Regions from separate parts of the Homo sapiens genome. Here region 1 is linked to region 2. Evidence: read pairs that join two places in POLR2A ChIA-PET (ENCODE). Cell type or tissue: HepG2. All regions are shown on one strand. Links, peaks and the distances in the headings refer to the core of each region. The heading gives the core; the rest is flanking DNA. Region 1 holds the start of HS1BP3-IT1 (HS1BP3 intronic transcript 1). Region 2 overlaps LOC107985856 (a long non-coding RNA gene).

The links. ChIA-PET counts read pairs that join two places held together with the same protein. Peaks named below come from ENCODE experiments on the same cell type or tissue, not always from the same donor. Only the 100,000 strongest peaks of a DNase experiment are listed, where the experiment ranks them.
Region 1: POLR2A ChIA-PET joins it to region 2 with 5 read pairs; 3 of 35 experiments call an interaction of 5 or more read pairs at or near these places.

What each region holds. Positions count from the first base shown.
Region 1 is chr2:20,577,082-20,592,679 of GRCh38, forward strand. HS1BP3-IT1 (HS1BP3 intronic transcript 1) reads right to left here and starts at 15,467. Exons shown (of 2, transcript NR_046836.1): 1 at 15,341-15,467; 2 at 13,694-14,166. It also overlaps a transcript of HS1BP3 not described here. RefSeq lists enhancers at 1,453-2,965, 1,752-2,951, 7,193-7,758, 7,759-8,323, 8,890-9,453 and 4 more. In HepG2, for the core only: no CTCF peak of the experiment used is centred there; DNase peaks (open chromatin) are centred at 7,650, 8,150 and 8,500.
Region 2 is chr2:20,483,095-20,498,692 of GRCh38, forward strand. It overlaps LOC107985856 (a long non-coding RNA gene), which reads right to left. Exons shown (of 4, transcript NR_157978.1): 2 at 5,644-5,814. Among named protein-coding and RNA genes, the nearest start is that of RHOB, 44 kb to the left of the region's middle. RefSeq lists an enhancer at 4,294-5,091. In HepG2, for the core only: no CTCF peak of the experiment used is centred there; no DNase peak of the experiment used is centred there; H3K27me3 peaks cover 1,275 bases.

The DNA.
Region 1 (15,598 bases), core at 7,518-10,017, 97 kb after region 2:
GTTTTCAGAGTAAACAAGGGCTTGTCACTGGGCCTAGATGGAGATGTGGGGTGGCCCAGGGCAAGTGAAGGACTTGGGGTTCCAGGGAGATTAAGGACTGGGGGCATGACACACTGATATTCATGTACAATTGAGTTAATATTTCCGTATCGGGGAGGGCCTGGGAGCTGAGTGGGGAGAGGGTGGGAAAGGGGGACCCTCCTGATGGACCCAGGAGGTTCAGTCCCAGCCCAAACCCAGCCCTTCAGAAAGACCCAAGGCTAGTAGGCCTGGACTCCTTAAAAAGCTTCCCAACCATTGGCTGGGGAAGAGCATGATTCTTGGGGTTGTTTTACCCCAAGGGCCTTGTCCAGGGCTTCCTTTGAAACAAGTGCAGCGATCTCCCAGAGAGAAGTTCTAGACCATGCAATCTTCCTGTCTCCCTGCATTTCCTGTGACATGTTAGCGGCTTGGAGGTGTCCCCCCAGCTCCACCAGGGGCATAGGAAGAAAGAGCCTCCAGGCCCAAGGTGAGGGGCACCTCCCAGCACCGCCATCTGGGAGCGTAAGAGTGCCTGTCTGTGGCTGCAGCCTGGGAGGGAGAGAGGGTCCAGAGATGGAGGCAAGCAGAGGCCAGACCAACTCAGGCCGGGTGCATGAGCTGGAATTGCCAGGCCTCTGAACCTCAGGCTAGGTCGCATTCTTGGAGCAGCAGATTAAAGTATGAGGGGGTATTGTCTAAGCTACACTCCCCGGCACTGGGGCTGGATGGGGATTGGGCTTCCAGGGTTCTGTTATACTGATCAGATCAATGATTCATATGCTGATGTATCAGAACCACCTGCAAACACATTTCCAGGCCTGCCTCAGGGCACTCGTTCCTCAAGCCTGTCCAGTGTGACTTCAACCCCCTTCACAGCTGAGTAGGTTGTGGCCAGGGGCCATGGATCTGCAAAGACTGAGTAACGTGCCTGATGTCTCATCATGATCCAGCCGGCTGGGGACCTCTGGCATGGAACACTCCAAGCTGCATCATGTCCCCTCAGGCAACTTGCTGATCCCTGGCAAGGGGTGCAGGAAGCAGGCTCACGTGGCTGTGCCCTTGAATCAGGGCTCGGGAGAGTGGCACAGGGTGGGGGTGGGAACAGCCTCTCTTGACCAGTGCCTAGCGTCCTACCTGTGGCTCCTAAGTGGCTCCAGGGCTGCCCTCAGAGGCGGGATGGGATGCAGTCTTCATAGGAGGGGACTTGGTCTCCATGGTTTTCAGGGCAGAGCCCCACACCTATTACCTGGGCCCTGAGGCTCTACCCTAGCATGTCTCTCTGGGCTGTCCTCTGAAAAGTTGCTCACCATGGTAACCAACCAGAAGTAGAGCCCCAGCTGAGGGCAGTGATGACACCATCTTTGGCCCTTGGACAACCGGGGCAGTTCTTGCCCGGAGGCTCTCGCAGGCAGCCCCACACACCACCTATATCCCGAGGAAAGATGGGCATTCCCAAGGAACATGTTCAGGCCAGACCCTCTGGGAGGTGAATAAGAATAGATGCCCAGCCAAGAACCTCTTCAAAGCTCAAGAGGAATGAAGAGAAGAGAGAGGACCACCATTCACTGAGGGCTGGCCATGGGTGAGGCACTGGGCGTAGGCAATCTCCTACATGCTCATGACAGCCCTGGGAGCAGTACTGCCACCTGCACTGGACAGGGGAGGAAACTGAGGCTCAGAATGGGAAAGTAATTTGCTCAAGGCCAGAGTCCCTGGGTGTGTAGCTGTGACTCTGGAGCCATGCTCTGTATCAACCAGTGGGGTGTACATGAAACATCAACAGTAACAGCAATGTCCAGGTTCAAAACATTAAAAATAGCCTCAGTACTACAAGGCTTTCTGTTTCTGAAACCTCTGTTGAAGGCAGCCAAGTGGAAAGTCAGGCGGTGTCCCCTCCCAAGCCTCACAGGCTGAGCCAGGTTTGGTGGCCACTGAAGCCCTTGACTTCCTTCCGGTCTCAGGTCAGTCCTCCCTGGGGCACTCCTAATATGCTCATCTGGAGGCTTCTGTTAAGTCCAGGAAACTCTACAGGACACAGCTGAGGCTGGGCGGCCACCAGACACGTGCTGTGTCCAGAGAGAACAAAGCGGGGGTTTCCCTGGGTTCCATGAGCACAGGAGCCTTTTCCTCCAGGCTGGCTCCATCCGAGCTGGCTGAGGGTTGGCGGCAGCTGCCCAGCATCTATAGGGTGCCTCCGGGAACTGTCTCAAGGCCAGAGCATCCAGCCTCCTGGCTGTTAGTGGGCCGTGAGCCTACCGGGACTTCGAGAGACAGGGCTTCCCCAGATCCAGCCTGATGAGATCATCTGCCATTTCAGGCTGGGCTGAAAGATCCTCCGGCACAACAAAGCTGGGCCCAGGAGATATCCTGCATGACTCATCAGTTGGCCATGCATTGGAGACTTCCGGCCCTCAGAGAAACCAGACACAGAGAGCCATTGTTTGCCTTGGAAGCCCCCCGGCATACCAGGCTCAATGGGGTCATTTGTGTTTTCTCCCTAGTCCTCCATAACCCATACTCTTTCTGGGAGGTGGGGGCCCACTGAGCTGCCTGGGACCCTGTGACAAGAGGAAAACCAATACCAAGTCACCTACCCACAAGTCCCACGGGAATACCCTCCCTCCAGGACCAGGGCCTGGCTGGGAAGCAGAAAACCTGGGTTCTGAGCCATGGTTTAAGTCTCCAAGACTCACTGATTCTTCTGTCTTCATTTTTCAAATGGAGAAAATCATTCAAAAAAGACAAAGCTATTGTGAGGATGACCTAACGTAAGGCACATAAAGTTCCAGGCTCAGGCCTTGCACCTACAAAGGTTCTGCATGTGATCTTTCCTTCCCACTTCTCTCTTCCTCCTGCCTTTAAAATGTAAGTGAAAATGTTTTGTTTGTGGATCTGTTTCTATCCTAATCTACATACCCTTATCTAGGGCAGAAACTCCCTGAACTCATACCCACAGTCTACCCACAATTTGGCCCACACCCAGGGACACAGCCCCAAGGGGGCAAGGACTGGAGCAGAGGGCACACAGCCTAGTGGCTAAGCTGGGCAGAGATGCAAGAATAAGCAAGGCAAGGCTGAGGGCCTGCCCCTGGGTTTCAAACAAGCTGGAGGCCTTTAGAAACTTCCAAGGGGGAAGCTGAGTGTGGTGGCTCATGCCTGTAATCCTAGCACTTTGGGAGGCCGAGGCGGGTGGATTGCCTCAGCTCAGAAGTTCGAGACCAGCCTGGGCGACACAGTGAAACCTCGTCTCTACTAAAATACAAAAAATTAGCCAGGCGTATCAGTGTGCACCTGTAATCCCAGCTATTCAGGAGGTTGAGGCAGGAGAATTGCTTGAACCTGGGAGGTAGAGGTTGCAGTGAGCCAAGATTGTGCCACTGTACTCCAGCCTGGGTGACAGAGCGAGACTCTGTCTCCAAAAAAAGAAAAAAAAAGAAAAGAAACTTTGGTGGGGTGGGGAAGCAAAAATTAATTTGTTAAAAGGAATCAAAGGTTATAAAAAGAATTCACAGAAAGGGAAATCTAAATGACTAACAAGTTCATGAGGATGTTGTCAACCTCGCTAGTTATCAGAGAAATGCAAATTAAAACAGTGAGATTCTCCTTTACACTTATGAGATTGGCAAAAATTACCAAGTCAGATAATATCAAGTGCTGACAAAGAAAGTGGGGGTAAAAGAAACCCTCAGGAGCTGCTGGTGGAAGTAAACACCCAGGCAGACAAGTGATGAGCAACCTGGAAGTTATTCTTGAAAATCAATATTTAAGTTCAGTGTGCATGGACCATGTGAACAAGAGTCCCATGCCTGCTGAACTCACACCACGGATATTGGCCCAGACCCAAGGATACCACTGCTGAAGGCACAGCCCCAGGTTAGTGTCCCATGCAGATGCCAGCTTGTCAGGCATGCACTCCAGGCAACATCCTTCCCAAAGAGCAGGCTGTCTTCCGCAAAAGTTGGAAAACAGGCCCCAGTGCAGGCTCTCACACCCGGCCCAGCTCCAGTCCTCAGTCTCAGAGCATGCCCACTGTTCAGCTGCTGCCTCTGGCCTGATGGGGGCTTTGGATCAGTGTTCTGATCTTGGAGAAGTCAAGACATCCACTCCCTCTCCAAGCTCCAGCCTGACATTCCGAAGCCTTCCATTTATCTCACTGTCTGTATTAGTGTTCTATTTAGTGTTCTATTGTTACATTAAAAATTACCACAAACTTAGCAGCTTAAAACAACAAATATTTATTTCTTTTTCTTTTTCTTTTCTTTTTTGAGACAAAGTCTTGCTCTGTCACCCAGGCTGGAGTGCAGTGGTGTGATCTTGGTTCACTGCAATCTCTGCCTCCTGGGTTCAAGCAATTCTCCTCCCTCAGCCTCCCAAGTAGCTGGGATTACAGGCGTGCACCACCATGCCTGGCTAATTTTTGTATTTTTAGTTGAGACAGGGTTTCACCATGTTGCCCAGGCTGGTCTCAAACTCCAGACCTCAGGTGATCTGCCTGCCTCAACCTCCCAAAGTGCTGGGATTACAGGCATGAGCCACCGCACCCAGCCAACACACCTTTATTACCTCACAGTTTCTGTGGTTGAGTCGTCTGGGCACAGCCTACCTGGATCCTCTGCTCAGGGTCTCACAAGACTGTAATGAAGGTGTCAACTGGGCTGTGATCTCATCTGGAGGTTCAAGTGGGGAAGAATCTGTTTCCACCTATGCACTACCTTGCAGCTGTATGCTGGGGGCCCTAGCTTTTCTGCTGCTAGTTGTAGGCCAATTTCAGGTTCTAGAGGCTGCCTGTGGCCTTTACCAGGTGGGCTTTCATGAGTTAGCTGCTTACTCCATCAAGCCTGCAAGGAGAGGTACTCGACTCAGGAAGAGCCCAGTCCCTGTTACAAGGGTTTTCACCTGATTGAGCCAGGCCTGCACAAAATAGTCTGTTTTTATTAACTGAAAGTCAACTGATTTGGGGCCTCAATTACATTTGCAAAATCCCTTCACCTTTGCCAGATTCTGTTGGTTAGAAATAAGTCACCGGTGCCCCCACACCAAGGAGAGGATTTATGCAGGGTGTGACCACCACACTGTGGGCTGCCTTCCTGGAGGCGAAGGCTCCCATTCCACTGAAAAGAAAGTGAAGCCCCAGGCAGTGTAGAATAGCCTTGAGAGACACAGCCTCCTGTGCTCAGAGCCTCTGGAAGCTCAGCACAGCCTTCCAGGGCTCACAGCCTCTAGAAGGAGAGCTGACATGGATGGAGCTGGGGACTGGTCTACCGGAGGTGTGCAGGGAGTGGCTGAGAGAGATTGGTAGGGGAGAGCTGTCCTAGGGGGAGGGTGGGCCTCTCAGGCAGCACAGATAAGTGAGGGAGGGGTGGGGGTAGCAGGCTCTAAGAGTGCCCTGCAGATGTCTGGTGTGGGGAGGAAGTCATTGAATTCCTCCATTTCCAGCTGAGAGGTCCCCAGAGACAGGCAGTGCTCCCCCTCATGTCAGCCCATTACATCATGGTCCCTTTCTCTGCACCCCCATCCTTGGCATCAGGGGACCCCACCCACCCTCTTTCCACTCGGGTTTCACAGGCATCTAGGAGATCAGCTAAGGGGCAGCTGGGATGGCACTGTATGTCCCAACTGAGGGACAGTGGGAGGATTGTCATGGGGCAGACGTGACCTCAGCTCGCTGGGCTCAGCTCATCCTGCTCCAGGGAAGGGCAGTGTCACACAGGAACAAACGCCCACTGTGCTGGGTCTCCTCTTCCCTGAGGGGTTCAGACACAGGCAGGGACCCTTTTGGCAGGGTCAGAGCCTCCAGTGCCTACAAGCCTGCCTGCTCCAGCCAGGCCAGGAGGAGTCCCAACCCTCTGCCACTTACCAGGCCCTGGGCCTGCCTGCACACCCTCCTCACACCCTGGGCCTACCTGCTACTCAGCCTAACCTGAGAGCCCAAGCCCACCCTCCACCCAGAACCAAGACCCTCAGCCACCCCCAGCCTCTGCTCAGGTCCTGAGCAAGGAGGGGCGATGGAGCAGGCATGTGCCATGCACTGTGGTCCCTCACTTCTGAACAACCCCTCTGAGCTGTCCTGAGCTGAGTTTCTCAGGCCCCCAGCCTGGGCACAGGTTGTCCCATTGCACTTCACCTTCCGATGCCATCCACAGAAACCAGCTTTGGCTAACTCACATAGAAAAGGATTGTAATGAAAGGATATGGGGCAGCTTACTGGGTTATCAGGAAGGCTGGAGAGCCAGGCAGGAACCAGGGAGGGGCGCAGTTGGTTCTCACTATGGGGGCAGCTTACTGGGTTATCAGGAAGGCTGGAGAGCCAGGCAGGAACCAGGGAGGGGCGCAGTTGGTTCTCACTATGGGGGCAGCACACCTGGACCTGTCACCCCTGGAGGGACGCTGCTGGATTCTTGAGTTCTTGTAGCCCCACCAATTCTCAGCACCTCTCCCTGAAGCCTGGCACCGCTCCTTCCAGCTTCAAAGTCCAGAGAGAAGGGGCCAGCGGGTCAAGCCCATGTCTTATCACTGTGGCAAAGGAGTGGGGAGGAGGCACCAGCCCACATCATCTCTCATGGTGGGAGGACCTGGGCTCTCCTCCGTCCCTGTGAGTCCCCCAGTAGAGGAAGGGTATTCAGATGTTGGGCCTCAGTGTGGCCCCCAAGCCCTCAGAGGAGCCTCTCATCATGACACCTGGGGCTCGGTCCTGCCAGTGCTCAGTGGACCGTGCTGTCAGGGTCATGGTCTCCCTGACTGGTCTGAGATCACCTGGAAGGAAGGTCACTCCTGGGACCTGGCCAGCATAGCACCTGCACAATGTCAAATATATGGAGATGGCATTTCCTATCTGTGTCCCACGGCTCCGGGTTTCTGAATGTCACCATATTTGGTGCCAGGCTCACAGACTCGGGCATAATTAGTGTTTTGACCCTCCAGCAACAGGGCCACCCTCAGAACCATTAGATGTGGGATTTCTTCTGCGATTGTAAGAGATTGCTTATTAAATTGTTCTGTGGCACTGAGCGAGGACACAGGGCTGTGTCCCCAGAGACTCCCTGTAGGCTGGGCCAGGTGGGGTATAGATAACATGGAGTTGCACCCTTCCTGGTGCTGCTTCTAGAAAGCAGCCAGTTTCCCAGAGGCTGTGCTGGGGAGGCCAGTAGGCCATGGCCCAGCCATGCTGGCAGAAGAGAGATGTTCTAATCACCCTATATCTAGAGGCATCTCTTCCTCCCACTGCTCAGGGAATGGGCTGGGGAAGGACTGGGGTGTGCCGGTCCCTGCCACAGTTCTGCTCCAGCCTCCTGCCCTTGCTGACTCAGCCTGCCTGCTCCAGCTCTCTGAGCACTGAACCTGCACATGGAATGGGGGCCATTGTGCACCACTTCTGCCCCTGCACCACCATCCCCCGCCAACTGCATAAGGCTCTTCGGGTCAGCAGGGGAGGAGCAGAACCAAGAGGTGGCAATGGCAAGAGGTGGTTTCTGCTGGAGCCAGTCCAGACCCCTGACTCTCCTTGAAAGATGCAGAAGCTGATCCAGGGCTTCTTGGTTTGGTCCGCTAACTGCTCACCTTAGGAATTTGCCCCCCAAGTGACATGGATCCGATTGCACATTCCTGAAGCCTGAGTCATTCCTGGGTCCTGCTCAGGCTCAGGAATGTGTTTATGCTCATGGGGCTGGAGGGACATGCACACCACATGTCTGTTCACTTTGGGTTTGGAAGGGATGAGGGCTCTTCTCAAGGATAAGAGGGATGAGGTGGTGACCTCTGGAGTCGCTAAGATGCTGCAGTGTGTGGGCCACAGAGGAGCAAATGAAGGGAGGGCCAGACTCAGGCTGGAACCAAAGCCTTTGGCTTGTGTAGAGTTGGTTTTAACTTGCTCCCAAGGGACAGAAAATGGAGAGGGACAATCTAAGCAGGGCCTCCCCTGCAGTGACCTTGGGAAAGGTACTTGCTCCCTCATCACCTCCTCCCACCAAGGACAACCTCCAAAAGGGCACAGCGTGGCGAGGCTGTGGCTGCCACCTCAGAGCCGTGGCTGAGGAGCTCAGCCCCTCCTCCCACTCTGTCCAGAGCTCTCTGTTGACAAGTCGATGGTTCTCCTCTAGGTCCAATGTGGGCCTCTGCAGCTGTGGAGAGAGCTCACAAGCACGGCTCACATCACTGAGGGTTTATTCAGAGCTCAGCGCTAGGCTGAGCCCTTTACATAGTGTGGCCATATGCCCCCATTTGCCTGGGACAATCCTGGGTTACTAATACAATGATCAACAGTGCCTCCTTTTACTCTCGAGTGTCCCGGTCTGGAAGATAACTATATATTTGCCTTAACTCTACAAGCATAACTGAATCCCTACAATGCACTACAAGAAGAGCACTGCTAATAGTGTCATTTTCTGATGAAGAAACAGGCTCAGAGAAGATAAGTAACTTGCCCAAGGTCACACGATTAGCAAGTGGCAGACCCAGAAACATAGGAATTCAGCTCTTGACTTCAAAGCCTCTTTGCTTTGCCACAACATCAGATTTCCTGTTCTAAAATCCATTGCTTCATGCTTTGAAGGACCGAGAAGCTGCTATCTCCAAATACTAGAAAAATAACCATTAACGTCCTGCAGTGATCCCAGCTCTTCTTCCAGCCCCACGCTTGGCCATTTTGCCTTGTTCGTTTCCCAAGTGACAGCGTGCACAATACCGTTCGCTTGCAACAGCAGCCCCGTCATGGGATGAATACATACCATCATGCCTACTGTGTGTCAGGCACGGCACCTACTGTGTGCCAGGCACAGCACATGTTGTCTGATCCTGACACAACCCTGCATGGTGGGTGTTGCTCCTCCTTTCATGGAAAGGAGACCCCTAGAAGTCACACAGCTGGGAGGAGGCAGGGCTGGGGCTAGAACTCGCAGATTCCGGCTTTGAGCCTAGCAAACACTCTGCAGTGCCATACACCGTGGCTGCACTGCCGAGGCCCAGCTACAGGCTCCGAGGTTCCAGTGTCCTCATGGCGAGATGTAAGTGGCTAAACCCATGTGTGTGGACTCACAGGCCCTCAAGGCACCTCCTCCTCCCAGGAGCCGGGACCGTCCTGCCCTTTGAGGGGGTCTGATGCCCGTTCTCAAAACGTCTTCACAATGCACACACATCACATTAAAGAGGCTTTTGGACAATGTTTTTATTTTTTTGGCGGGAAAGATCAGACATCTTTCACAACAGAGCACAGCCACCTTGAAGCTGGGGAAGGGGCTGTTTCTGAAGCTCAGGGCTTCCCCGTCCAGTTTCTCCACCCAGAGATCATCTCAGTGTGACAGCCTCTTCCCACCCCAATACACCGTCCTCTGGGGAGGAAGAAATAAAAGCAAGCGCATTCCAGATGTTCCCGGGAAAATGGTATTTGGGAAAAGGATGTTTGTTTAGAATTTACCAAAAATAGAGAGCCCCAAAGGAGGAAAAGGCAAGCTCTTGACCCATTTAAAAAGCCATTTCCCAGGAAGGACTTTCTAACAAACAATGTCACAAAAAGAAAAGCTAATAGCTTTGACAATATAATAATATAAAGCTTTGGTACATTCAAAGCCTCCAAAAGCAAAAATTAAGCAACACATATATGCAACAGATATCAAAATGACAACATACAGAGAGCTCATCAAATGATTTTTAAATAAATCCATCAAAACCTTGTTAGGAAAACAGGCAAAGAAAACAGATAATCAACCAAGAAAGTTTTAAACGGCTTAATAAGTATGAACATTTGCGTTTCGTTAATAATCGTATCAATTATAATTTTGAAATACCATTATTTCTCTTTCAGATCATGAGACTGGCTTTATTGGTGTTACCATAAGCTGGTGTAGACCGTAACACCAGCCCTCTCAAACCTGGGCTGAGGGTGGCATATCAGTCAGGGGCAACTCTTTTGGAAACATTTTGGCAACACATATCAAGGATATTTAACTACAAAATGTAAATGTCTTGAAATTTTCTCTGAGGAAATATTGAGAAATTCAGACCAAAAAACTGTGTACAAAGATGATTGATAAAGGGGGTATTGAATAGTAAAACATGGAAGCCAAGATGTTCTACAATAGGTGAATAAATACATTATGATATGTCTGTACGATCATAGGACACAGTCATTTAAAGTGGTCTTTTTGAAGAATGTTTATGCAAAGGAAAAGAAACGAAAGTGAAAAAAGGAGGCTGCAAAGCGTACGAGCCCACTCTTAGGAAGCATGTATAGAGGAATGAATGACATAGCTACATAGAAACATGATGGCCATCAACCACGCCCATCTGTGGCAGGGAGAGCAAGACCCTGACCCCATCCCCTGCTCTCCTGAGGATGGTAGGGATGCCACAAGCCCATTTAGTGTTTCAGAGGGTAGAGGTGAGGCTGGGAACCTGGGAAGAGCCTGGCGAAAGGTTGACGGGGAGAGGGCAAGAGAGCAGGATGTTTGTGTTCACCAATGACAGTGGCCATGGTCCCATGGTAGGTCAGTGGCCCAGAAAGTATCAGAGACCATGGATTAAGAATCAGACCACTGTGCACTCGGGAGGCCGAGGCAGGAGAAGGGCGTGAACCTGGGAGGCAGAGCTTGCAGTGAGCTGAGATCGCACTACTGCACTCCAGCCTGGGCGACAGAGCGAGACTCTGTCTCAAAAAAATAAAAAATAAAAAAATAAATAAGTAAAAAGAATCAGACCACTGTGACAGGCACAGTCCAAGTGGCCAGGAGCTGTGGGGAGCCTGACCACTGAGCCCAGTGCCTTGGCAGAGGGGATGTCATGCATGGGCAGCTCTGTTCTGGGAAAGAAATCTTCTCCCTGTCTCAACGTCCGGGCCTCTTCCACCAACCATCTGGCTGTTCCACAATCTCCTCCACCCAGGACATGGACACTTATCCCCACCCCAGGACATGGGACACCTTGGGGTGGGGATAGGAGGCACTCTCATCCAGTCCTCGGAGACCAGCCTGTGAATACTAGGGCACCCCAAGCTGGTCACCAAGGGAAGTGGACTTGTCTCTCCAAGATGTTAAAAAAAAAAAAAAGACCAAAATATAGTTTACAACAGGTGACAGGATTAAAAGTGATGTTAATTGTCTATGCTTTTCTATATTTTCATAATTGTCTATATCAAGCATGTATTACTTCTATAATTGGAACAAACAATAAAGGCTACTTTTGAAATAATATACATGCTTTTATCTCATACCAAGAAACAGTGTCTTCTGAATTATTCCAAGCCGATTGTTTGCTTGCTCTGTTGCTTAGGCTGGATTGCAGTGGCACCATCTCAGCTCACTGCAACCTTCGCCTCCTGGGTTCAAGCGATTCTCCCGCCTCAGCCTCCCGAGTAGCTGGATTACGGGCACCAGCCACCACGCCTGGCTAATTTTTTTTTGCATTTTTAGTAGAGACGGGGTTTCACCATGTTGGCCAGGCTGGTCTCGAATTCCCGACCTGAAGTGATCCGACTGCCTCGGCCTCCCAAAGCCGATTTTTCTGGGGTTACACAGGTGAACCACCACGCCCAGCCTTCCAAGCCGATTTTTCTGCTGGCGGCTCACAAGGCCCCAGGGTTTCAGCTCCCTCCTGGGAGCACACATCAGCCCATGTGGGAGCTTGCAGCCCCTCTGCCCTCCTCTCTGGCCTGTCAGTACCATCTCAAAAAGCAAGCTCCCTAAAAGCCATGTGAGGCGAAGGCACAGGACATCTCTACTCAGAAGGCTTGCCTGAGGTCCCTCTAACCTCACAGAGGCCTGTCCCCAAGGTCCCAGGCTGAGGCAGGCTCAGCCTTCTGAGAGCCTGATTTCCCCGGGGGAGGGCTGCCAGGTGGAGGAAGCCCAGGGCGTTCGTGCTTGTCTCATGATCTCCAGTGGGGACCAGATGCTGACCACTGAGTCGGCAGGGCTGGGCCCAAAGTCACCACTAACCCAGCACTGATCTCTCCATTTCTTCCATCTGGGCATCAAACTGTCTCTCCTTTCTGCTCCCTATTCAGCCTTAGCCTTGCCCTGGGGGCCACAGAATGGACCACTAGCCCTGCTTTGCATGGATGGGTGCATAGATTGGTCAGCAATGAGTGCATCCCCAGTCTGAGCCTTCACTTCTCAGGATAGCCCATCCCAGGTTCAGCCACTCCTTGTGGTCACTGCCAGGGCCTTCACCGTCCAACACATCCTCATCTGAGCACCCTGCAGCGTGCCAATGTCTCTCTGAAACTGTGCTGTTGGGGGGCTCTGACATGGGCGAGACCTCCAACCTCCCTCACTCTTGACACTAAACCCCTGTGGAACATGACCTAAAGGCCGAGCTTTCCTGGGGCTCTTCACATGTTCCCTGTCACTGAGCTCTGCTCCCCTGCATGCTAGGTGGGCACTGCTAGAGGCTGCCGATGAAGAGATCAGACCTGGCATTGGTTGACTCTGAAAAATCGACTGAGGGACAACACCCCCATAAGCGGCAGCTGGTCAGTGAGGCTGGACAGCTTCCAAGGGCCAGGAAGTTAGCTTGTTAGCTCTAAGGTGTTTTGCAGATCTGAAAACACCAAGTTCTAGGGTGATAAGCACCCCCAACCCTGAGATTCAGAGGATAGAGAATTCTAAGTGGCTCAAATCCTAAGGCAGTGAGGCATGGACCAGACCACACCCTTCCTGAACAGGGCTGCTTCCAGAACTGGAGGACTTGCAGCTATAGGACCCAGACTCCTCACAGCTGGTGGAGGGAGACTCCTCACAGCTGGGGGCGGGATTGTGGGGGAATTGGGGTGGGGGCAGTTGAGGGTTTCCTGCCTCACATGAAGAGAGAGATGACTGAGACTCCTGGGGGTCCTGGAGCCTCCAGTAGTTCCCCCTGGACCAATGGGTCCCAGCAGCTCTCAGTTCATTGCTGTGTCCAGGAGTCTGGTGAAGAGTTAATGCTCAATTAATGTCTGGAGAGTGAATGAATAAAGGAAGGAGGCTAGCACATCAGAGACCACCCGGTCTCAGCAGCTCTCAGGCTGCCCGTGCTGGAGTCACCCCGCCCTCCAGGCAAGCAGATGGGGCTGCTGAGGTGGAAGCTGGGGGCATTTGGCCCTGGTTTTCCTGTCTGAGTGGTTTGCACCCCCGGGCTCTGTGTGTGTTTTTTGGTGCAGCCACGGCTCCAGACTTGAGCCGAATTCTCATTCCCCATATCTTCCTCACTTCTGAGTCAGCTGTGAGCTCCACCTCTACCCAGCCTTCCAGGGTCTCAGGAGAGACCAGTGGTGTCTGTGGGGCATCCTCTGTTTGTTCTTTACTGAGGCTGGAGTCACCTTCTATCACAGACTATCACAGCCTCTCAGGGCTGTCCTTCTCTGTAGAAGGATGATGGGACCCGATGCCTCTGGGCCCTGCCTCACCCCCTCATCCCGGAGCAGCCCCACAGCCTCGCTCCCCTTGGCGATCTCTGGTTCCAGCTGTTGCTCTGTCAACCTCATTAGGTCACGTCCCCGTACTCCACCTCTTCCTCATGGCATGGCCCGGCCCATCTGACAGGTCCTCTCATAGGCAGAGCTGGACGTGTGGGCTGGGCCAGGCTGGGCAACTGGGCCTCTATGAATTTCCACAGATCCAGAGTCAACCCAGTGTGGATCCAGTGAGAACTTATCAAACACCTGGGCACCTGAGCTAGGCTAGACATCCAAGGACGCTGACTTTGGCAATCCTTGTTGGGACCCTGGAAAGGGCAATTTATTGTCTCCACTTGGCATTAGAGGAAACTGATGCTCAAAGAGATGGACCTCCTGGACCAAGGACAAAGAGCACAATCTGGACTCTACACAGACTTGTTTAGGTGCAAAGATTCCTATTCAATAAAGGGAAGGGAATCCAGGAAACTGCATCTCCCTACCTCCCTGCCCAATATTTGTCCATCAGGCTGCCCAGGTCCCCATGCTGTGGCAGGAGCGCCGATGATGAGTGCTGCAGAGACCATGGGAGGAATGCCAGCCTCAGGCCAGGATAGCAGGGCAGGCTGGTTACGTTGGGAGGCCTGGAGCCAGCCAGCCAGGCCCTGATAGCTTACAGCTGCTCCAAATGCAGGAGGCGGAATCAGAGCCTGCCCCAGCCACTGGAGAGGGACGCCTCCATCTGTGCTTGTGTTCTTGGGTGCTGCCAGCCCCTTCCTCCACGGGAGCTGCCAAGGAAAGAGCCCTTTTGTCATCTTCCCAGGCAAGAACAGCCATCCCGTGGCACTCACTCCCTGCACACTCCAAGGCCTCGCTTCTGCTTCATGGAAACAGGATTGAGTCTTGCTTGAAGCTGTGCACCACCAGACCACAAAAAGCCTCAAACATAGGTGTGGCCACCAGCCCCAGAGAGCCACAAGCACTCGGATTCTGGGAGCCCCAAGACTTGGAAGTTTCCCGTGGCACCAAGGCCAGGTGTTTATTGTCAAAGTTCTGGCCAGCCATGCACATTGCTGACAGTTTCTGTCCCTTTGGAGTTCTGGTCGACCATTGTGTTTGTTTGTTTTTTTGAGGAAGGGTCTTGCTCTGCCACCCAGGCTGGAGTACAGTGGCGCGATCTTGGCTCATTGCAACCTCTGCCTCCTGTGTTCAAGTGATTCTCATGCCTCAGCCTCCAAAAAATGCAGACATGCGCCACCATGCCCAGCTAATTTTTGTATTTTTAGTAGAGACGTGGTTTCATCATGTTGGCCAGGCTGGACTTGAATTCCTGGCCTCAAGCAATCTGCCCACCTCTGCCTCCCAAAGTGCTGGGATTACAGGCCCGAGCCACCGCACCTGGCCCTGTGTGATCTTTCTGAGAGTTTCTGAGCAGCGAACACCCCAGGTGGTTGCATGGGGGAGGCTGTAAAATCTGACAGCAGCTAGTGGGTCCTAGGGGGACGGTTCAACATCACGTCCCATGGATGGTCCAAGGACAGAACAGCCCCAGCATCCAGGCCAGAAAGCTGGCCCTGGAGGAAGTTGGTTCCTATCCTGTGCTTCTAGGCTGGGGTGAAGGTTTCCAGGAGGACACCTCCCTTGGTCACACTATTCTCCTGAGCCCCTCTCTCACATACGTGCCCTGCTGCTGCAACCCCCAGAGGGCTGCAAAAATTAGCTGGGTATGGTGATGCATGTCTGTAATCCCAGCTTTTTGGGAGGCTGAGGCACTAGAATTGCTTGAACGCGGGAGGCAGAGGTTGCATCACAAAATCCGCCACAACCCCTGGATTTCCTCAAGGGATTCCCTGTCTGGCCATCCACCTCCCCCGCCCCGCCCCGCCCATTCCTACTTCCCCTTTCGGGCCTGTCCCTCTCTTCTGACCTCCCCCATCCATCACAGTTCTAGCCTTCACTCACCTGCATCACCGTAGTGACTCCCCGACAGCTCTGTCCCTGCCCGGCTCAGACTCTCCTATGCAGCTAGGAGTAAGCCCAGGAGAGCATGTCCCTCCTCCGCTCAAGAGCTTCCAAGGGCTTCCCATCAGGATCAGTTTCCCAGGGCAGTCATAGCAAATGACCACAAACTGGATGGCTTGAAAAGTCTCCTCTCACAGCCCTGGAGGCCAGAAGTCTGAAGTTGAGGTGTCAGCAGGACCCTGCGCCCTCAGAGGGTCC
Region 2 (15,598 bases), core at 4,439-6,938:
GGTTTCAAGCGATTCTCCTGCTTCAGCCTCCCGAGTAGCTGGGATTACAGACATGTGCCACCACGCCTGGCTAATTTTTTAATTTTTAGTAGAGGGGATTTTGCCATGTTGGCCATGCTGGTCTGGAAATCCTGACCTCAAGTGATGCACCTGCCTCAGCCTCCCAAAGTGCCGGCATTACAGGTGTGAGACGCTGCACCCAGCCGAGTTCCATTTTTCTGAAAACTGAATTGGGATCCCTGCCTGTGTTTGTATGTTTATGTTTGTGTGTGAAGGTGCTGGCCTGTGCGTGGTATATGTCCCGATGTGTGTGTGTGTCCAGATGTCTGCTCACGTACTCTTACTCTTAATAAGTCTAAAACTGACCTGGAATGGTGCAACTAGAACTATAAGGGAACACCCAGGCCAGTCCTTCCCTGTATGGGGGAGGAAGCTGATCCACAGTGGAACAGGATTTATGAAGGGACACAGGAGGTCGGCTGCACCCCAACTCAAAATTTTCAAAACAGAGATGCAGCAACTCACAAGAGTACACTCTGTTCTCTGGCTCCCAAACTGCCAAGGGTGTGCCCTGGCAAGGGGTTCTCAGACACCCTCAGCCAGCCTCAGCCACAGGCAAGTCTCTGAACTAAATTGCTCCTTGGCCTTTGCTGCCTTAGCAAAAGCAGAAACCACAAGCCTTCCCCACCCAGCAGGGCCTAGAAGCCTGGCTCTGGCAACTTCTGGAAAGGCCTTCTGCTTGTCTGTCTGGGTACCAAGCTGAGACCCTGAATGAGGTTCATTCTTTTCTGGGGCTGCTCTTTTTCTCTCCTGTTAGTTCCTTGCTTTTCCAAGACAGCCAAGAGGAAACCAAAGTTCCCATTGCTGTGCAGAGTCTCTTGGCATTTTCTAAAGAGAACAGCCACCAGTCTTGGGGTGAGGGGATTTTAAATCAGCAGTTTACTGATGAAGAGTCAGGGGCTCAGGGGTGGAAAGTGACTTGCCTGGGCCTTGCTCTGTTGGCACCTCCAACCCCAGCTGGCCATGGAAACTTGGACTTCATGCAGGCAGGGTTCCAGAGGGCTGAGGAACCCACCATTTCTGCCTCTACCGGTCTCAGGGCCCGGGAAGATGATCCATGTAGGGGCAGTCAGTCAGAGATGGGGTGCACAGTTATTCTGGGATTTCCCCAGACTGCCCCTTGGGTTCCACAGATAGTAGCTGAGCACCCTCCCAGGGCTCAGTTGCTGTGTTAGGTGTCTGCACATGCACCATCTTATTCAACTGCCATGAAAGCCGAGCCCAGTGAGAGCATGCAATCTCTTCTATAGCAGAGGGAGCCAGGCTCCCGAGGGAGGCCAGGGATGGCACTGCTCACTTGTGGCCATGTCTGAGGGGCATGCTATGAGGACTATGCTACCCATCATGGCAGCAAAATAGAAAGATAATAACAAGCTGTTCGGATCTGATGAGAGTTGGAACTGGCGGGAAGTGAACCAGGTAAGGCCTGTGGCAAAGTCATCAGTGTGGCAAGGGTCAGAAGAGGTGTGGCCAGGCTCTGCAGATCACTTTGTATCCATCCTTGCCCCATCTGATTCCCGCATCCATTGGGAAGGACAAGTAGAGGGCCTGGCACTTAGGAGACGGGGCCAGGATAGAGCTGTGTGTGTTTAGGAAGAAAGCCGCAAGCTGGTATGGTCTATTATGGACTGAATGCTTGTGTCTTCCCAAAATTCATGTGTTGAAACCCTAACCCAAAATGTGATGGTATTAGGAGGTAAGGGCTTGGGGAGCTGATTTCACTTAGATGGAGTCATGAGGGCGAGTCCACCGTGATGGGATTAGTGTCCTTATAAGAAAAGGAAGAGACCAGAACACGCTCTCTCTACCACGTGAGGACACAGTGAGAAGGCAGCTCTCTCCCAGTCAGGATGACAGCCCTCACCAGAGCCCGGACATTCTGGCACCTGGATCTGAAACTTCCAGCCTCTGGAGAGGTGAGAAATAAATTTGTGTTGCTAAGCCACTCAGTCTATGCTATTTTGTTATGGAAGCCCCAGCTGTTTCTTTAATCTGAGCTCTAGGGGAACTGAGACAGTGGTGGGGGAATGTGTGCCCAGCAGTGGGGAGATGGAGCATGGGGAGGAGGGGGTGTGAAACAGACAGGGCTGGAGTGGGAGTCAGAATGCATCCAGACCCTTGCCTGGCTGCACCAACTTGCCATCTTCCTTCTACCTGGGCTGGGCGAGACAGGTAATGCCTTCAGAGAGCCTGCTTTGGAGGAAGCAGTGATTTCTGGGCCAGACATGCAGTTTAGTGTCCCAGTATGTAATTAGAGTGTGCAGAGTCATGGCAGCTGGGCCCGTGGTGGGCCTGGCACTGGGCTCTCTGTCTGTGGTCACAGCTAGCCTGTGTCTGGCCAGGCATAGGCTCAGCTGACCTCAGAGCTCCTTCCCTCCCCTCCTGAGAAGATGTGCGCTCTCACAGCTTTATTCCCAGGGAAGCTGAATTGCCAGAGTCTCCTGGGTGCATAGAGGGGTCAGACCTTCCCTCAGGCCCTTTACCTGAGAGCCTTCTCTTCAGCCCATGGCCCAGCACTCCCCTTTCTAATGAGCTGAATTTCTGCTGTGAGTCCTCGTAGCTGAAGGACCCGGGACCAGGGCCTCCTGATCACGATGGGTTTGGCCCCACATGGCATTGGAGTATTGACTTGGTCTCCAATGTGGAGACACGGAGGGAAGCACTTCCTGATAGGGTCATACAATAAGGATCCTGGGGTTGGGGGGTCATACAGCCTCTTGGGGAGGCCACTGTGAGATTTCTGACCAGAGTGAAACGAGGATCCTTCCAGCTAGAAAGCCTTGCATCCTGCGAGCTTCCTCTTTTAAGGGGCTCAGCAGAACTGATTTCCAAATTCTCATATCTGCAGCCCCAAGATGCTTTCTGCAGCCTCTAGAAGTCTGATCAGGCTGTTTAAATTTGCTTTTGGACAGCCAAATGGGAAGTGAGGAGGAGGAGGAGAAGAAGAAGAGAGAGGGGAATAGGAAAGGGGGATTATATGGAGCTAATATGGTGATATTTGAAAGATCTGGCCCAAATTTAGGGCCTGTGGACTCCTGGGCAGCCCCAGTTCTGTGTTTTCAAGGTGGTGGTTTAGATGCCCTATTTTATTTTTTTCCCTCCCCTCCCTTCCCCTTCCCTCCCCTCCCTCCATCCCTCCCTCTTTCTTTTCTTTTCTTTTCTTTTTTTCTTTCTTTCCTTTCTTGAAGGAGTCTCACTCTGTTGCCTAGGCTATAGTGCACTGGCACAATCTCGGCTCACTGCAATGTCCACCGCCTGGGTTCAAGCGATTCTCCTGCCTCAACCTCCCGAGTAGCTGGGATTACAGGTGCACTCCACCATGCCTGGCTAAGTTTTTGTATTTTTAGTAGAGACAGGGTTTCACCATGTTGGCCAGGCTGGTCTCGAACTCCTGACCTCAGGTGAGCCACACACCTCGGCCTCCCAAAGTGCTGGGATTATAGGCTTGAGCCACTGTGTCCTGCCTAGATGCCCCATTTTCTTGTATCTTTTATGAAATGAAAGACTTAAGAATTCAGGCATCTGGGCAAGGAACTGTGGCCCCTGAAGGCAGCCTCCCTCCTGCTCCTCTGCTCAGCCCTACAGCCAACCTAGCCTTCTCCATAAGCCCCACTTCTTTCCCCTGGAAGGGGAAGCTTGGCTCTGTTCCAGGGGCATACCCAGAGGGATGTCTCCAGCCCAGTAGAAGTGAGTCCACTGCGAGGATGAGCTTAATCAGATCTGAGAGCTTCTCCTTCAAGCCGCACAAGAAGTGTTGACAGATTTGGCAGCATTTAAAAATGCTTGTTGCAGCTTTTGATAAGGCAGGTAAGGGTGTCCCAACAGGCCTATCCAAACTATCCCCACCAGTGTTTTGTACAGCTAAGGAGACTGAGGCCTGGAGACATGAAGAGCTCTTCCCAGGTCACACATCAGAGTGAGAGCACCTTGGTCTGGAGATCCCTAGGTAGGATGTAGGGTTGTGGCTACTGAGGCCAGGATGAACCCTCCTCCATGGCTGCAGACCACCTCTTGGGTGTCTGGTTGGTCTCACTTGGCTTCTGGCCAAGCACATTCACAACAGCATCTCAAAGCCAGACTGTTGGCTCAGGGCCTCAACCTGTCTGGGTCCAGGCGCAAAGTTAACATGGGCTCTGCCTCTCCGTTCATCTGCTTTTGAGTGTGGCTTGTAGGTCACCCCATAACCTGGGGGTTCAGGCAAAATTCTGTTGCTGAAATGCAAAAGAGGCAGCACCGTTGGGGGATGGAGCCACTGGCAGTGCAGGGAAAAGGGCTCCTTGCCTGTTCTGTCATGGTCTTGCAGCCTGTGGTTCATCCTTTCAGTCCTCCGCGCCTTGGGATTTTCCATTTGCTTGGTGGAGAAGTTGAATGGAGCTAGCCCTGTGCTTCAGGGCTGCTCTCCTCCCCCTTCATCACTGTAGGCTTCCCAGGCAACCGTTTGACCAAACCTTGTGAGTCCTAGCCCCTCTTACTACTTTCTCTGATGATAACATTTGCAGGCCAAGGGGAAACCCAATTACTGTACCCTTTTGTCTTTTTTGAATTACTCCCTAATCCATCTATTAAAAAACAACCTCAAGCAGGATCCTAAATAAATGGGCTTTAATCAAGAGAATTATCAATGTGATTCATTCTCCCTCAGGGCAGAGATGCAAATTATCTTTCAGCAAAGGGCACAGCAACTTAACATACCCAGACTAAGAACAATGGCCATCCGTCCCCAGGAGAAGGCTAAAGCATTTAGTGTTAGTGCTCAGGGCTCTGACCCCATTAGAGACTTCTCCGCTGGAGTTCCCATAATGGTGACATCTTAACTGAAATGGAGAAGGGAAGGCACCCAGCGTGGCCAGGGGCCCAGCAGAGCTGGGTCAGGTGGTGACCCCTCCTCTTCATGGGGACAGCAGGGGCCGCCAGCCTCCGGAGCCCCTGAATATTTGCTCAACTGCTTCTTGCTCCCTGCTAAGTCAGTCGCATTCCAGATGCAGCAAGGAGGATGCCCCCAAGAACAGGGGCAGAGCACTTTCCTAGACTGCTGTGTCCTCCCTACAGTTGTGGGGGGTGGCCCATGGGTGTGAGGAGACAGGGGTCGGAGTGGGGGCGACACTCCTGCGATCAGCCCCAGTTTAAAGCCTCTGCAGGTGCTGACATACTCTACAACTGACTCATGGGCCAGGAATACAGACTCAAATCTGTTTTTCTTTCCTTCCTTAGGAAAAGGCTGTAATTGCTCCTCCTCAGCCCAACTTGGGAGAAGTCTGATTTCTTCCCCAGACTTGTCTGAATGCTCGCAGCCGCTGCCCTTCACCAGGGCCAGGACCGCTCAGGTCTCCGTTCCCTTCCAGCCCAAGGCAGCACCCACTGCACCCTCGTCTGCCCTGGGCCCTGCTTGCCAGAGGCCTGGAGTCCAAGGGACCTGAAGGGGCTGCAGTGGCCACGTTGTGAGCTGAGTTATGACTAAACCCTCCCAGAAACTTAGAACTTCCAAGGAGTGTAGAACCACTTGGCAATTTAAACCATTTCAGAACCAGAGAATTATAGAAAAGTAGAATCTTAGGTTTAGAAACGATCTTTAAGGTAATCTACCTTCTTTCCAGCACAGCAGCCTTGCCTGCCTTCTTTCCTTATCCACAGTCTCCTTGAGAAGAAGCTGGGCCTTGTGGGAAACTTCCCAGGGCTTCTTTCCTTCCTGGACCTCTGGGAGACCACACCTTTCAGTCCCTTTGCAGTTACGAGGGGCCGAGTGGCATTTCTGACCTGTGAGATAGGAGCAAAAGTAATGTTTGTCACAATTCTGAGCTGAGGCAGTGAAAGTCCCTGAGCCATTCCCCAGGGAAGAGGGAAGTCCCTCTTCCCTTTCGGGACTGATCACAGACAAGTGCCTGTGTTGAGACAGCAAAGCCCCAGATCAAAGCAGCCAGGCCCACCGAGGCACTGCAAGAAGACAGTGCCCTGGAGGGCTGCCCGAGTTGCAGCAGACTTTGCATGAGCAAGGGTTAAGCTTGTTGAGATTTGGGGGCTGTTTGTATAGTAGGACATTATAACCTAGCCTGTCCTGGAGAATATTCCCAGCCTACATTCCAGACGTCCAGGCATGGGAATTCACTATGGGTGAATGAGGCTGTTGGGTTCATTGCTTAGCAGCTGTCAGTTGGAAAGTTTGTTTTTTCCCTTTAACTGAAATCTGCTTCCTCACAACTCCCTTTTCTTTTTTCTTTTCTTTTTCTTTTTTTTTTTTTTTTGTTGGAGATGGAGTCTCGCTCTGTTGCCCAGGCTGGAGTGCAGTGGCACGATCTCAGCTCACTGCAGCCTCTGCTTCCCAGGTTCAAGCGATTCTCCTGCCTCAGCCTCCCGAGTAGCTGCTGGCACATGCTGCTATGCCCGGCTAATTTTTTGTATTTTAGTAGAGATGGGGTTTCACTATGTTGCCCAGGCTGGTCTCGAACTCCTAAGCTCAGACAATCTGCCTGCCTCAGCCTCCCAAAGTGCTAGGATTACAAGTGTGAGCCACCACACCCGGGCCACACCTCAAGTAGGTGAAGCCTTCTGTTCTCAAACTTGAACATGCACCTGCATCACCTGGAGGGCTTGTTAAACACAGTGTTCTAGGCTCCAGTTCCGGTTTCTGATATAGCAGGTGTTATGGACTGATTATATCTGCCCCCACCAATCCTGCCCAAAATTCATGTTTTGACATTTTAACCCCTAATGTGATGGTATTAGGATATGAGACCTCTGGGAGGTGGTCAGGTCATGAGGGTGGAGACTTCACCAATGGGATTAGTGCCCTTATGAAAGGGACCCCAGAGAGCTCTCTCACCCCCTTTCTGCCATGTGAGGTTACAATGAAAAGGCCATTTTCTGCAACCAAAAGAGGGCCCTCATCAGACACTAACCATGCTGGCACTCTGATCTCAGGCTACCAGCCTCCAGAACTGTAAAAATGAAATTTCTGTTGTTTTATAAGCCACCCACCCAGTCTATGGTACTTTTTTATAGCATCACAAACTAAGGTAGTAGGTTTGGGGCAGGACCTGGAAATTTGCATTTTTAGTTAAGTTCCCAGAGGATGCTGCTGCTGGAGGTGTGGAGGCCACGCTTCGAGAACAGCTACTTTCTATCTTCTGTTACATCTCTCCAGGAGCCTGCTAGCCCGTGCTGGTCATGGCTGCAGAGGTGCTGCCACCCTGCCAGGCCACACAGAGCAGAACCCCATGCTTTGATCCCTCCCAGGTTGGTCTGGGTTGGTCGGAGTCTGGTGCTGTTCCCTCCACAGACTGCGAGCCTCAGTGGGCAGGGCTTGCAATGTACTCATCCCTGTGGCCCTCAGTCTGACAGTGGTTGGCCACAGCAACAAGTATGTGCTCAGCGAATGTTTGTTGAGTGTGTGGATACCCAGAACAGGAGGAACACCTTGCCCACTTCTGAAATCTTTCACTGAACTTCAGACTCCTGGTACAGAGACCCCTGGGGAGCTCACACTGCGCACCCTGCAGGCATCAGGGCTGATGCTAGCTTCCAGGCATGTTGGAGACCGGATGGTGAATGGCGATGGGCTGCATCCTCTCTCCAGGAGGGCTAAGCCTGGGGGCCCGAGGTATGTGTGTGTGGGTGGTGCCCTGGCTATTCCCGTAAAGACCCAGCTTGGCAAGACCACTCTTGCTGTCGGATCTGCAGATGACTTCTCTTGTGCTTGTACGAGCCAACTCTGACTTCTGGGAAGGATCGTGCTGTCTTGATTGCTGCAAACACAGACAGGTTAGCTCATGCTTGGCTGCACTGCCAATGACGTGGGCTCCAGCTTCCTGGGGGGTCTGCTGGGCCAAGTCCTCAGGTTTTCTGCCTGAAATCAATTCATCACATCTCAAGGCACTGCCTCCTGTATCATGTGCCTGGCCAGATCTCAGAGCTCATAGCAATGAGGTAGCCAACACTGGGGACTGTGATCCATTCCTGCTGGGCTTGGGCCCTCAGAGAGCCTGGGCAAGCTATTGCCAGGAAGGGCCGTGCCAGGAGCAGCCAAGGACCTCTGATTGTTAGAATCAAGACTGTTAAAGTCAAGGCCAACTTTGGGGTGTCTTGCCCTATCCTGTGGAGAACACTGACCCTGCTGGAGGTCTATGACTTTCTTCCTCCTCCCACTTCTCCGCCGGCCCTCCCCCCTCCCTCCTCCTCCTCCTTCTCTTCCCTTTCCCCTCTCTTCCTTTTCTTCTTCCATCTTACAATTTTTATTATGAAAAGGATTAAACATACAGAAAATTGAGAGGATAACATAATAAACCCACAATACCCATCACCTGGATTTAATAATTGTTAACATTTTGCTGTATCTGCTTCATTGACTTTTTTTTTTGCTTGAGTATTTTAAAGAATATTACTGACACACGTTTTACCCTAAATACTTCAGTATGCGTCTCTAAAATGCAAAAACAGTTGTCTATATAAACATAATATCGTGATCATATCCATCAAAATTAACACTAATTCCTTAATATCATCTAATAGTCCGTATTAGTGTTTCTGCAATTGTTGCAAAAATGTCTTTTGTGATTGGTTTACTCAAACCAGAATCTAAACCAGATCCACATGTTGCATTAGCTCATTAGGTCCGTTCCCCTCCGCCTTCTTTTCACAGGTGTTGAAGGTCCCATTTATACTAGAAAGTCCTTCCCACTCCCTTTTCCCTGTGGTATAGATGGGTTGAGGAAGCCAGGCCAGTGTGCAGGTCTCCAAGTCCACGGAGGGGTGGATTCCCAGGCAGGGGTCTGAGAGAGAGGCCCAGCCTCCTCCTTCCCCAGGCTGAGGGAGTCGCAGGCAGGCATCACCCTGAAGAGACACAGGGCCATCCTGGAGAAACTGTTCCTCCTGGGAAGCCATGTGATGTGCAGAAGGGTAGGGGAAGATGGTACAGAACGAGAATAAAGACTTTGAGACACTTACAGTGACACCAGGTCACTCGGGGAGGGAAGAATCACAGGAGTCTCTAGGGAAGGATCTTTGAAGATGAAGGTCAATGACTCAGAGGCGGTCAGGGCCTTGGGTGCTCTGATCCCTCTGTGGGGGCTGGGCCTGGCCGTGGCCAGGCAGCCTTCTGCCCACACACTGTTCCCTTTGATGGGCGGCTGGACCCGCCCTTCCACTCTCTGAGGGCCCCCTCTCTGGTAGCAACTTCTCTTCTGCCTCCACTTGGGTAATGGGCTGTCATGCGGGCAGCTGCCGGGAGCAGCTGTGACATTATCCAGACCCCACCCCAGGGCCCCCTTGGGCTGCAGCTCTGGCTCAGGCTCCGCCTGGATCCTCTGCTCTGCTTATCCATCTCTTGGGCTGGCTTCCAGGCCTGTGGCTCTGGGCACACTCGCTGCAGACAGAACTTCCCGAGTCAGTCTCACCCCTCATGGTGAGGAGCAAGGTGTGCCTTGGGAAGAACTTGTCAAGCAGTGGTGTTAATGGGGAGATGGCATTTTTTTTCCTATTAAGTGAGAAAAATTAATTTAAAACTTGATAATATCCAGTGTTGGTAAGGGTTCAGGGTAAACAGTCCCTTACTCTCTTGGTAGAGTGTAAATTGGTCAGTCTTTTGGAAAATAAACTGACAACACCTATCAACATTAAAAATGCATGGCTTTTTATTCTTTTTTAATTATTATTATTATTATTATTTTAAGAAACACGGTCTCTCTCTGTTGCCCAGGCTGGAAGTTCATCGGCTGATTTTAGCTCACTGCAGCCTTGAATTCCTGGGCTCAAGTGATCCTCCCACCTCAGCCTCCTGAGTAGGTAGGACTATAAGCACGCACAACCACACTCAGCTAATTTTTTTTTTTTTTTTTTGAGACAGAGTCTTGCTCTGTTGTCGAGGCTGGAGTGCAGTGGTATTGGCTCACTACAACCTCTGTCTCCTGGGTTCAAGCGATCCTCCTGCCTCAGCCTCCCAAATGACTGGGATTACAGATGCCTGCCACCACACTTGGCTACTTTTTGTATTTCCAGTAGAGACGGGGTTTCACCATGTTGGCCAAACTGGTCTCAAACTCCTGACCTGAAGTGATCCACCCACCTCAGCCTCCCAAAGTGCTGCAATTACAAGCATGAGCCACCACACAAGCCCCAGCTAATCTTTGTAGAGGAATCTTGCAATGTTGTCCAGGCTGGTCTCGAATTCCTGGTCTTTGGCCTCAAATGACCCTCCTGTCTTGGCCTCTCAAAATGCTGGGATTACAGGTGTGAGCCACCATGCTGGCTTTTCTATCAATTTTTTCATTCAATAAGTATTGAATCCCTACTATGTGCCAGGAGCTATTCGAGGCATTGGGGATATAGCATTGAATTCAGACAGACAAGGTACCTGCTCTTGTGAAAATTATATTTTAGTGGGAAAAGTAGACAATAAATAAATAGAAAGTGTTATTTATAATAAATGCTATGAATAAAAATAAAATATAGTAAGGAGGTATAATGTAGAGTAAGTTGTACCTCCTTCAATCCTTGGGGCTGGGAATTCCATTTCTAGGAAACTCTTACAGAAATGTTTCCACATTTGCACAAAGGCACACACACATTCATAAGAGCAAGAAGTTGCAAACACCCTAGATGCTTAACAGGAGAGGAGCTGGCAAATGAATTGTCCATCCACACAAATGGATAATATGCAGCCATTAAAAACAATGAGGCAGCTCAACTTGTGCCAACAAGGAAGGCTCTCAAAGACATGTTAAACAGAAGCAACATGTCTTAGAGTAGCATATGGCGCAGGATCCAAATAAGTAAAGTAATACTTACATTTCTCTGTACACACATAGAAAAAGGTCTAGAGGCCCGGTGCGGTGGCTCATGCCTGTAATCCCAGCACTTTGGGAGGCCAAGGCGGGTGGATCACCTGAGGTCAAGAGTTCGAGACCAGCCTGGCCAACATGGTGAAACCCCATCTCCACTAAAAATACAAAATTAGCTGGGCATGGTGGTGGGTGCCTGTAATTCCAGCTACTCAGGAGGCGGAGGCAGGAGAATTGCTTGAACCTGGGAGGCAGAGGTTGCAGTGAGCCGAGATTGCGCCATTGCACTCCAGCCTGGACAAAAAGAGCGAAACTCCATCTCAATAAAAAAAAAAGGAAAAAGAAAAAGGTCTAGAATGACTGAACACTAAATTATTTATGGTGATCTCTTCTGTAAGGAAGAGGAAGCAGGTTTGTTGCAAAATGGTCATTGCAGAATGGTACTTTCACTTTTTACTCAAAATTCTTCTGTATTGTTTGAAGTCTTTTTTTCTAAATACCACTAACATATATTTATGCATTCCATGGATTAAGTAAAAAGAAAAACACAAAAACCACAGCCTCAGAAATAGACACTCCACATCATAGCACAGATGCTTTTCCTTGGGGGTTTGAGATCTTAATCAAAGATGTTAAATGGATTCTTGGGTTTGTCAAATTGACTCTGACCTGCAGCTTTTGGTCCTGAGGGAGTAAGTGAAATGAAACGAGCCTTTCCTCCCTAAATTCAGCCTCGGCTGGCCCCAAATCACAGAGTTGAAAGAGGTCAAGTAAGGGATGAGGAAAGAAAGAATTGCTTTTCCTGAACCAGTGCAGGGCCAGGAGTGTAGCTGCCTCTGCAGGGAAGGTGATCCTACCATCATTTGGAGATGAGGAAATGGAGGTTCAGAAAATCAAGCAGCTTGTCCAAGGTCACAGGGCTGCTGAGAGACAGAGTCAAAGTTTGAAACCATATCTGTTGATCCCCAAAGTTCAGGCTCTTTTCTTGTGGATGGTGATGGCCTGGGTCACACTTCATAATAGTACTGCCCTCCTTGGAGGATCCAGCAGTGCCCTGCTTCTGTTAGAATTGCAAATGAGAACCCTCCGACCAGACTGAGCATTGGCCTGCCCCACTCCAGGGCCAAAGAGATTACCACCTTCTGGGGCTCTAGTCTGACCCTTGTTCCTCAGCTGAGGCCCCTCACAGCCTGGGGAATGAGGGCCCTGAAATTGTGTCTCTCCTATAGCAGAGAAATAATAATACAATACTCATAGGTAAACTATAAAATAATAATAATAATAATAATGCAGAACAGTAATAATAGCTAATGTAGTACTAGGCATTGCTCTAAACTTTCTAAATATCCATCCATCTAATCGTTTAACTATTCTAGTACTAGTAACATTGCCCCCTTTAGATGAGAAAACTGATGCACAAAGCATTTAACTAACTGGCCCAAAGTCACACAGCTAGAAAGGGACAGAACCAAGATCCAAAATCCATTAATCTTCATTTTTTTTTTTTTTTTTGCTCTGCTGCCCAGGCTGGAGTGTAGTGGCACAATGTCAGTGACATGATCACAGCTCACTGCAGCCTCGACCTCCTGGGTTTGAACAATCCTCCCGCCTCAGCCTCCCGAGTAGCTGAGACTTCAGGTACATGCCACCATACCCAGCTAAGTTTTGTATTTTTTGTAGATATGAGGTTTCACCATGTTACCCAGGCTGGTCTCAAACTCCTGAGCGCAAGCAATCCCCCAGCCTCGGCCTCCTGAAGTGCTGGTATTACAGGCACGAGCCACTGCACCTGGCCCAATTTTTTGTTTTGTTTGTTTTCTGGCTACTTATCCCCAAGTTCTAAGAGCCTGTGCACTTGATTTCTGTCTAACTCCCCCAAAGCAAGTTAGCACTTGTGGTACTTACCATGCGCTGGACATTGTTAAAAGTATTAGATTAGTGCAAAAATAATTGCGGTTTTTGACATTACTTTAAAATATATTAATATACTAAATATTAATTGTTCTGAGACAAATTTAAGAAGTAGAGGAGCTCCCTTATTACCTTTAAAAGTCTCATTTTAAAGATAGGGAGTCTAAGCACAGAAAAGCCAAATCACTGTCTGAGGTCACACAGCGTTTACATAAATGGCAGAGGTAGAATTTGAACCCACGCATACTGACTCTAGAGTTTATACTCATAAACATTTACTATATTAACAGAGAGGCTCTGAGATTCCAATGCCCTCATTATACATTCCCTGTTTCTAGAGAAGAGCCCAAGAATCCCCAAGGGGCATTTTGGCATTCACTGGAGCAAGAACAACTGGTCATCCCTGATTCCTACTCTTCTGTTGTTGAGGAGCTAGTCGTTGCCTGGTGACTCACTGTGCTGGGAGGGACAGACTAGCCTTTACTGTCCAGCTAATGTCCCTGGTGGCATGCCACCACCCTCCAGGTGTGGGGGTGGCTGAGCTCCAGGATGAGTGAGTCCACTCTGGGTTTGGGGTGGGGCAGTGGTGTGGGGGCAGAGACGTTCAGGGGACAGACTACACGGAGCCCCTCTCCCACTTTCTACCTCATTAGGATGAAAAGACAAAAGCAATTCCAAGCAAATGTAGCAGAAGTTGTCCCCCTAGTTCTGCTCATGTCCTGGCAAAGAGTGCGGACTGAGCCTGCTGACTCATGGCACTCTAGTTCAGGTCTCCCACTAGAAGACAAAGCAGGGTCAGGGCACACAGTGTTGCCCTCAGGACACCATGAAGCTCAAGGAAGCCTGGAGCGGTGGCTGGCTGAGGAGCAGGCCGCTGCTAGGCAGCTTTGTGCGTTTCGTGACTTTGCTGGAAATGCATCAAACGCTTGGCAAAAACACTTCCTCCTCCAGTGACAGGCACTCACGTTTCAGAAGGCATCAAATTGCTCTGAAAGGTGACAATAGCACCTGTCAACTTCTGCACATAGAACACTGTTTTCTACTGCAAGAATGTTTTTCTTGATCTTCTGGAACTGTATAGACTGCAGACCAAGCATCATCCATGTCCTGAAGCCCAGCTGGGTGGCGGATGGGACATGGGAGGGCAGGACAATGTCTGCAGAGGTGGTGGAGAGCACGGGGGAGCGGTGCCTTCTCAGCACTCCATTTGCCGGGTGGGGTAGGAGGGGAGGGTGAGGGTTCTGGGACATTCTTGAGCCCCAGGCACAGCTGCGAAGGGCAGTAGCTGCAGAGCCCCCGCATGGGGCTGAGCGTGGCCTCTCCTTCCTTGGGCTGAGTGGACAACCTCCTGCTCCCTCAGCTATATTGCTGGCTGGGGTTGGCAGAGGCCAGGCACTCAGTCCTCATCCACAGCGAGGTGTGAGTAAGTGGAGAGGGGGAAGCTGGCTTCCAAGGTGAAGAACAACGGGGACAGAAGTGCAGAGGCGGCGTGGTGCCTGGTGCTTTCGGGGGACTGAAAAGAGGACACGTTTATTATTTTGATGCATTTGTGACTTAAGCTGAACTCCTTCCTATGGGCAATGCTGCTGAAATAGGGGATGTGTGTAGGGCAGCTGTGGCAAAAGTGAATGCTGAGGAAGTCGGGAAGGGCTTTGAGCTAGGTTGGGACAGGAGCAGGAGGTGAGTCCACCTGCAGGGTGGAGGAAAGCTGGATGGGCGTGCACACTGGGGGCTGACCAGTGGCCCGGGGAGGCCGTTATGGGCTGAACAAGGAACAGAGTGGAGAGAGTGGAGGGAATGGAAAGGGGGACGCAGCAGGAGCCCCAGTGAATCTGAGAATCTAGGGTGTGCTGCTCCCCTCAGCCTGAGCTCAACAAAATGCTCCAGGCTTTCCCCTCCCCTGTTAGGAGCTTGGTGGACCCCCACGTCTGGCTTATGCTCTATTGCAGTGACAAGAGGCCTAGTGGAAATGACTGTTGGGTGTAGAAATGGTGACGATACTTCCTACTGGATGCCCTGAAGATTGGGGAAGATGGAGCATCACCCGAGTGAGTCATTGCCGGGCCATGATGCCAAGATGGGTCCTCCCCAACAGCTACTGCTCCTGGCTCTCCCCAGGTGCCCCCCAGAAGTCCTGTTGCAGGCCACCTGCCACAGCAGCTCTTGAGTCTGCCACTGGTTTAGGTGCTGGAACCTCAAGGGCCAGAGCCCTTCTCTGTCCCCTTGTCCCATTTTCCCCAGGGTCCTACTATCTCTACATTTAGGCCTAGACCACTGCCATAGGGTACATGAATGGATGCCAGAGAAGAGAAACCCCACTCATTCTTCCCTGACAGGTGACCCACTGTTCCCAAGGATAAATCCAGGGCATTTTTAATATACTTTCTTGCTAAGGTAGCAAAACACAAGTTAAATATCTTTAACAGCTGATTCTGATGGGCAGCCTTTTAGCAGGAAACCCAAAGATGGTGCCTGAATGCAGTGGCTTACGAATGTTACCCTCCCAACTCCCATTAATGGAGCACTTACTGTGGGCCGGGAATGGTATTGGCACATCTAATTGTGTGTGTGTGTGTGTGTGTGTGTGTGTGTGTGTGATCTTGTTCTTTTTACAAATTGAGATGTAATTCAATACCATAAAACTCACCCTTTTAAAGTGTACAATTCTGGTTTTAAAATATATTCACATGGTTGTGCTATCACCAGCAGTAATTCCAGAACTTTCCCATCACTCCTAAAAAGGAACCCTGTACCCATGAGCAGTCACACCTCGCTCACTCCTCCCTCATTCCTGGAAATCGCTAATCTACTTTCGGTCTCTATGGATTTGCGTATTCTGGATATTTCATATAAATAGT